Regions from separate parts of the Homo sapiens genome. Here regions 2 and 3 are each linked to region 1. The links are chromatin loops, found by intact Hi-C in ENCODE. Cell type or tissue: heart right ventricle. All regions are shown on one strand.

What was found. Peaks named below come from ENCODE experiments on the same cell type or tissue, not always from the same donor. Only the 100,000 strongest peaks of a DNase experiment are listed, where the experiment ranks them.
Region 2: it touches region 1 in a loop (20-fold over the local background); 70 of 110 quality-filtered maps call a loop at or near these places.
Region 3: a loop joins it to region 1, with 3 times the contacts of the local background. A loop is called at or near these places in 10 of 110 quality-filtered maps.

Annotation. Positions count from the first base shown.
Region 1 is chr20:43,186,515-43,189,014 of GRCh38, reverse strand. All of the region lies in intron 1 of PTPRT (protein tyrosine phosphatase receptor type T), which reads left to right. Among named protein-coding and RNA genes, the nearest start is that of PTPRT, 2.1 kb to the left of the region's middle. In heart right ventricle, a CTCF peak has its summit at 1,072 (motif pointing right); a DNase peak (open chromatin) is centred at 1,064; H3K4me3 peaks cover 835 bases; H3K27me3 peaks cover 2,236 bases.
Region 2 is chr20:41,737,277-41,739,776 of GRCh38, reverse strand. No RefSeq gene overlaps it. Among named protein-coding and RNA genes, the nearest start is that of CHD6, 120 kb to the right of the region's middle. In heart right ventricle, a CTCF peak has its summit at 1,004 (motif pointing left); a DNase peak (open chromatin) is centred at 988.
Region 3 is chr20:41,887,970-41,890,469 of GRCh38, reverse strand. No RefSeq gene overlaps it. Among named protein-coding and RNA genes, the nearest start is that of CHD6, 270 kb to the right of the region's middle. RefSeq lists an enhancer at 1,206-1,842. In heart right ventricle, a CTCF peak has its summit at 1,119; no DNase peak of the experiment used is centred here; H3K27me3 peaks cover 255 bases.

The DNA.
Region 1 (2,500 bases):
GTGTTAAGGCCCTTGGAGGGGAGTGGATTTGACCCGTGAGCGCGTCCGCTCCTGAAAAGTTCGGGGAACTCATATTTGGGTTTGGCCACGGGAAGGCGGTGAGCAGAGGTAGTTCCCCAGAGTAGGGGGAGCGGGGGCGGGGGGGTGGTGCCTGCCGTGCTCCTAAAGGCACGTTGGCGGGTGCTGGAGGGCACCACAGTCCAGGGTCTTACACATCACCAAGCCCCACCGCAGGCAGCTTCCACCCCCGAGCCCCCCCCCCCCCAAGAGTAGCGGCGGAGGGAAGAGAAGGGAGTGCTGCAGGTGTACTTCCAAGTTCAAAATCACCTTAAAGTTTCTTAGCACCGATTGCTTTTGGTGTAACCACGCCGGCCTGAGGTGGCTGGGATTGCGGGGACAGGCTGAGATCAGCCCGTGGGACGCAGGAACAGGCTGGTTTCGGATCGCTAAGCAACAGCTGTGCCCATTTATTATTTCACCGAAAGAAGGAAAGGAAGAAAGAAAGAGCAAAAGAACGAACCTGTGGGGAGGTACAGCGTCTTTGCACAAGCTGCGTCTGAGGTTAAGGGCCGCTGGAAGGACATTCCGTTGGAAATGCTTTAGAGCCTTCCTTGCTTGGTACTAAAATGGAAGCGGAATAGGCGACTTCTGTGAAGGGACAGCCTGTTTCCCTGGCTGGGAAGTTGGGTGACGAAGACACTCCTTTTGAGGTGTGTGAAGCTGAAAGGTTGGATTAGCAAGTGAGAGAAGAGGGACAGCTACAGCACCATTCTAAAGATGGTGCACAATTCTTGTTTTCCTCATTTTGGGGGGTGTGTTAGGTGTGCTAGGGGAGGGAGGGGTACTAGGGAGGATGCCCGGGGCAGTCCTGGGGATCCAGGCATGATTCGTGACTCAGATTTTATATCCTCTAAGGCATGACCGGCCAACCACACATTAATACCACTCACGTTCCCGCGGCAGAAACAGGATCAAAAATATTCCATCACGGGTCTCGAATCGTTCTTGGGTAGCAAGCGGTAAAACCCGTACCGGCTCGGGAAGCTGTCCAGTGCTGAACGCCGCCCGTTCCGGATGCTCCCGCCAGGTGGCGCTCGCCCACAACTATTAAAATGCAAATCTGGTTGCTTTCATATCAGGAATAGAACTTCTTTTCAATTTTTAAATGAGTAATGTGTTTATTCAGCAGCCTTTTGTTAAAACATTTAGAGAAGTGTGAGGAGCGAGCACCTTTTCTTTGTTTGCTCTTTAGAATGCAGGAGAAAGAAAAGAAATCCTGGAATATGGTTTGGGAAGAAATCTGTGGTTCTTTTGGGTCTACCTGGGCAGGGTGGTTTCTGCAAACCTGCGATATAGCATATATTTAGCAAGTGGGTGCCTTTGTGCCAGGGGCTCCTTAAACGAATGGGATTAGCTTGTATTGGAGAACTGGTGCATTCTAAGCCTCACACATTTGTAGAAATGGGGATTTTCTGTATATATCTGTCCTCTCCTTTCCAGTTTAACGGCAACTAGACCATCTAAATTAGATTTTTTTTCCCCAGGGTTCCTCATGAACATCTGTATTTGTCAAAACAAGAATACTGTAAATGTTGACTTAAAAATGGACTTATCTTATTTTATTCCTAAATTCAGAAATTGTTAGTATTTCAAATCTAGTATAAATATGACAATAACTTGATTTCCTTTAAAGTATTTTATTTAAAACTTTTGGCAAGTTTGGACAAATACATTTTAAAACTAAGTAGTGTGTTTTCCATGTTCTTTTGATCTGAAAATTCCCAATCTTGAAAGCAATTTCAATTTATAAGGTTACATCCATAACATAGTTGGGCTAATATGTTTTGCTGTAACATGTTGGTCTCAGTGTCCAAAAGTCGGGGCGGAAGCTTGTCATCAAAAGGCAATTTCCTTTTTCCTTACTCTAAGACATATTTCTTGAGCCACGACGGTTTTTGGAAGGAATGATAGTAAAAATCAAACAAACAAAAAACCTTTAGAAACAGCCTCTTAACAATGTGGCAAAACATGATTTGGGATGGGGGAAGAGAGAGACAGTTAAATGAATAAGGGGATAATGAATTCATTTACTAGTGGGTTTCAGAATCCACATATTGAGAGCAAAAATGTATCTTATAGGGGACTGACTTGCAATTGCAATTGTTAGCAATGTAGTCATTTAACTCAATAATCACCGTTGGATACCTCTGGGGAACTGTTAGCAGTACAGTCGAATTTTACTTTCTGTCATGGATTGCTTGATTTGTTTCCTAATAAAAGAACAATTAATGTGCAAACGTGGCTTAAATTCTGTTCCAGCAACAATCGCAAACACATAGTAAAAGCAGACCATATTCTTGGGTTACAACCGACTCTCTTTCTACTCAACTTAATTTCTTCTTGCTTGTACTCAGCACAGCTCTTGAAGGTGTCAGGCTGCCAGCTGAGATGGTATTCCATGTAGTCGTATAGCTGTCACCTTTCACAGCCACGATCAGAG
Region 2 (2,500 bases), 1.4 Mb after region 1:
GGGGAAGCTGACCTATGGTGACAAACCCACCCCAATTTGCCCAGGACTTTTCAGGTTTTAGCACTGAAAGTCTCACATCCTGGGAAACTCATCAGTACTTTTCTTAAAACTGAAAGTTCTGCATCCCATGACTATCTCTCCTCTCAGTACCAAGAAAACAGGTTTGGTTAGTCACCCAAACTCAGATCAGTTTCTTTGTCCAGCAGATAAGGTGTCCAGGACAGGCAGGGCTCCTAGGCATTCTCTCAGAGTCAGTATTAAAGCTACAGTTCAGATCATCAAACTGTACAAGACCCAGGCATAGACCCAATAGGAAAATGAGGCAGAGGGAAAAGGAGTCCCTCCACCATGGGCGAGGGCTGGCCAGAATCAGGCTGGATCAGGGTAGAGCAGAGGTCGGGGGAAAACTCAAGTCCAAATCTTTGGCTGCCTTATTTGCAGTTGCTTTCCTAGTTTCTAGCACAGTATCTGGCACACAGCAAGTACTGGATGCATAATGAATGAATGGAGGAATGAGTGAACAAATGCATGCCTAGCCCATTACAATTAAATCAGAGACTTCAAGCAGCTAGAACAGAACCCAGCTCAATGATACAACTGCTAACAGACAACTTGGATCCGTGGGAGAGGATTCAAAGGGCCAGGAGGGAAAATGCCACTGGAGACAGAGTTATGCCTGAGAGAACAGCCAATCAATCCAGCCTTGCTGCTGGAGGGCTCACTGTCTGCTGGTGGTTCTTGGGGAGGAGGCTGCCATTTCCAGCCATTTTTCCTTCTCTCAATTGGTGCCTTTGGAAAATACACCAAGAATGCAAGGCTTTCACTGAGGCCTTCTTCAAAAGCATTCATTGTGAGAAGTCTCCATCATTAGCCAAAATTCGAGCAGAGTTTCTATCGGGCAATCACTTCTAACTTATAAAGAGCTTTTTACTGTAATTATTCCAGCGGCTACAGGCGTGAGCAAAAAGGCCAGGCCTGGGGAGCAACAGCAGCACCATCTTGTGGCTCTTTGGAGAACACCACCGGGCTGTGTCTGCCCTTCACTGGGTGTGTAAACCCAGTTTCTGAGAATTGACACCTTTGGATATCTTAACAAGGATATCTGCTTTGCTATTTAACAACCTGATCCACTGCCCAACCTTTATAAAGATCAAAAAAACATAAAATCAATCACCAAATTCAGCACGGATTCAATGGCATGTAACCTTTGTGTTTTCAGAAGTTTCCCAGAGAAAATGTACATTTGCTGAGCTAACTAACATGCAATACACAGGTGCAGATTAAGGAAAAACTATGCTTTTCACAGGCCTTCCACTACACAAGCATGCCTTTCTTGCCCATCAAAGGAAACACTGATTTTTTGAACTAAATGATTTGTTCGTTTATTTAACAAATATTTATTGAGTGCCTGTTATGTGCAAGGCCCTATACAAGGCACTGGGTGTACCACAATGAGGAAAACAAATATGGTCGCTGTCTGCTATAGTGCATATAGTCTAGTAGGGGAGGCAACATAACTCAAATAATTACTGAGATACTAGTGCCCTGGAAAAAGTGCTAGGAAGGACACAGGGGTGGTGTGTGTGATGTAGAACAAGGAGTCGAATAGAGCTTCTTTTATGATGGGTAAGCTAAAAACTAAAAGTCTCAATTCTCTTCCAGGAAACTCAGAACGAAAGCCTTCAAGCATTGCATTGACAAGCCTGCTGGGAGTTGATTGCTGGGAACAATTTGAACTGACCCCCAGTGTTAAGTGTGGTTATCTGGTTCCCTTTCACTACCCCCCACACACAATACGCACATATATATCCATACATGCACACGTGCACACACACACATTCACACACATACACATGCACAACTGATTTACCATCTCTTTGTGCTGAAGAGGAATTAAATTATGTGCAGATGAGAACCGCAGTTGTATGGAGTCATGCTTAGTTGGGGAAGAGCTGAAAGGTTCTTTAAAAGCCTTATCTTTGAGGTTCTGACAAGCTGGGTCTGTAGAACAGCAACTGAGGCTCCCCCAGGGCAGTAAGTCTCTGGCTGGAGTCCCCTAAGGAAGGGAAGATGAGGTCACAGGTCCACATGGTTGGGAGACTTCATAGGTGTAGAAATTCAGACTTGAAAGGGACCTTAAAGTTCACCCCCTCCTGATGTTTGAAAGAGGATGGTGGAATGCACGTGAGTCTTAGAATCAAACAGACATAGATCCTAAGCCTGGCTACAGCATGATTTGCCAATTCAACTTCTCTGAGCCATTTCATCATCTGTGAAATGAAATTAAGGATCTCTATGCTGCAAGCAGGCTCAAATTCTATTATGGTCCCAAGACTGGGCTTCTTCCTGAAAGCTCTGCTCTCTCTGCCCTGCATGACAGGGGATCCTTTCACCAAAAATTATTTGTTCTTTCTGAAAAATGGTAACTCGACATTCAAGATTTTTAGTTTATATTAATTTTATAAAGAACATATTTTAATATGCTATTTTCCATACTGAC
Region 3 (2,500 bases), 1.3 Mb after region 1:
AGAGGAGGAATGGCTAATGGGGTCATTCAGGGGGTGGCATTTACTGAGCTCCACTTCACCGATGGGTGGTGTGCCATATACCCTTGCCCTCCCTTCTGCCAGGTTGTTCATTTTCTCTGTCGAGTTATAGGTTTGTTTGAAAAAAACAAAACAGAACAAAAAAACCTCCGATTTAAGCAAAAGTGAGTAGGAAACAGGAAGCCTAGTTAAGCCTAGCAGCCAGAACAAGTTTCTCGAGCTCTGCTTCTCCCAGAGGGCAATGAATTGGGACCTGGAGCACTTGTTCAATCATGGCTAAAACAGGAACTTTGATTCTGATCTGGCTATTGATCTTTTGCCAGAGGACCCGACCCAGTGGGGTGTGGAGAGGAGTGGCTGCATGCATATAGGCCTAACAACTGGACTCCCAAGTTGCTAACACTAATGACTGACTCAGTAACCCGATGACTAAGCTTCCAAGCAAGACATGAGCCCGTGGTGACTGCTCCTGGATCCAACATGCATTTCCCTACATTGCGCAGCTGCACCCTGGAAACCACACCTCATAGGAGCTCAATCAATTATTGTTAACACTCTCACCCCAGACAAGCAGCTTTAAAAAAGCTGTTTTAGGCAACACCATCAGCCTTTTGCTGTCGTTCATTAAGGGTTTAGCAGCTTGGTATTGATTTTCTTGCAGCTGCCTCTGAACTTTAATTCCTGCAGCAGAAAACAAGGCTTTGTCTGTGACATTTCCTGTCCAAGTGGTGGGTAACAACCATTCCTGGGATGCTGATTTCCCCAGCTATGCTACAAACCACAGGTTGCCTGCAATATGTCCTTTGTCTATTCCAAAGAGTAATTTCTGTAGCTGCAGGAGGTCCCTTCAAATGTGAGCTGTGGCTCCACCTCCTTCCTAAATCAGCAGTGCCTTCAAACCCCAGCCTTTGGAAATCCAATGACCACCCCTTTCCTCACACTGACTTGCAGCTAAGAAAGTGCTGTCATGTATTTATGTCATATCTGTTACATTCAGATTTCTCTTAAATGTTAATTCCCAGGGATTAGAAAGGACCTTAGCAATCTTCTCTTGCAAGCATCGCCCTGATATTTTATCCCCTCTGCAACATCCCCACCAAGTGGCCATTCTGGCTTTGCTTGAACACCTCTAAGGACAAGAAACTCACCTCCTCCATAGGAAAGCAACTTTGTTCAGGAAAGCTCTGAAAGGCAGAAAATTTTTCATTGTGTGGAATCAAAATCTGCCTCCCAGAAACATCAGCCACAGCTTTCTCTGCCAAATCCCCGCTTCTCATCCCTGAAGCCCTGGATCCTATCCACAACACCTGTGTGGTTGAAGAACCCACCTCTGAGGCAGCCCCTATGTGCTCTGCATACTTCTCTTCCCAAACCATTTGATTTGATTTCCCGCTATTGAACAAGCACTGTGCTGTATGCACCTGTGAATGTTTTCTCATATTTATCTCATGGGGTAAGCTTTGCTATCCCCATTTTACAGACCAAAAAGCTGAGGCTCAAAGAAGGTAAATAACTTCCCAAGGATACACAGGTAATCAGTAGTAGAGACAGACTCCAATCTTAGAGTTGCCTGCCCCAGACCCTGTGTTCTCTCTGCTATTCTGTGCTTTCTAAAAATAGAGCAAGTTTAGTTTCAAAGGGAAAGAAGACTCTGGCAAGACACGTCCAACAAGATCAGCGAATTTCTCACAGCCACTAAGGAGGCCTTGGGAGAGCCCTGCTCCTGGCTCGCCCCTTCTGTCTCTACAGGTGGAAGGCATGGAAGGAATGATATTGCTGAATGGCGCATGAGGCTGCAGTGGACCAAGTGGTCACTCAGCGGCCAGCGGCAGCCTGCCTGGTGCAACAGGGCCCATGGTGACAACTGGTGCCCAATTCCGGTTCCAAGGCACAGTCACAGAATGGCATTCTGAAGATGGAACCACCAATAAGAAGCCACATTCAGAGCTCTGCCTTCTGCTTTGGGCCTCTATTCCAAGCCCCTGCTCCTGTAGCCAGGGTTCTTAGGCTCCTCGTGAAAGCTCAGACTCTCGTCACTCCTACCTGTCCTCTTCCTCACCACCCAGAACATGCCTCTGGGGCTCATACCTGACCTGGACTGTAATAACTCTGCAAATGGACCCACCCATGCTCTAATGGACCAGTCTGGAACTAGACTCCTTGCTCACCACACACCACCATCACCCATTCCTGCCTCAGCCACAAAGCCAGAAACGGGACATGGATGGAAGAAGGAAGACAGAAGGCAGGAAGGCCAGCCAAGAGGCTTTTGCAACTGTCCAGGTGAAAGATGACAATGAACCACAAAAGAGGTAGTAAGGCTGCAGAGAAAGAAATAGCCAAGATATTACAGCGGTAACAATGGAATACAATGACCAACAGTATGCTGATCACAGTCATGGTTGGGATATGTGGCTGACAGCTTCAAGATGCTGCCAATGACCCTCAGTACCTGGCATTCGTGCATTGGATATTAATGTAA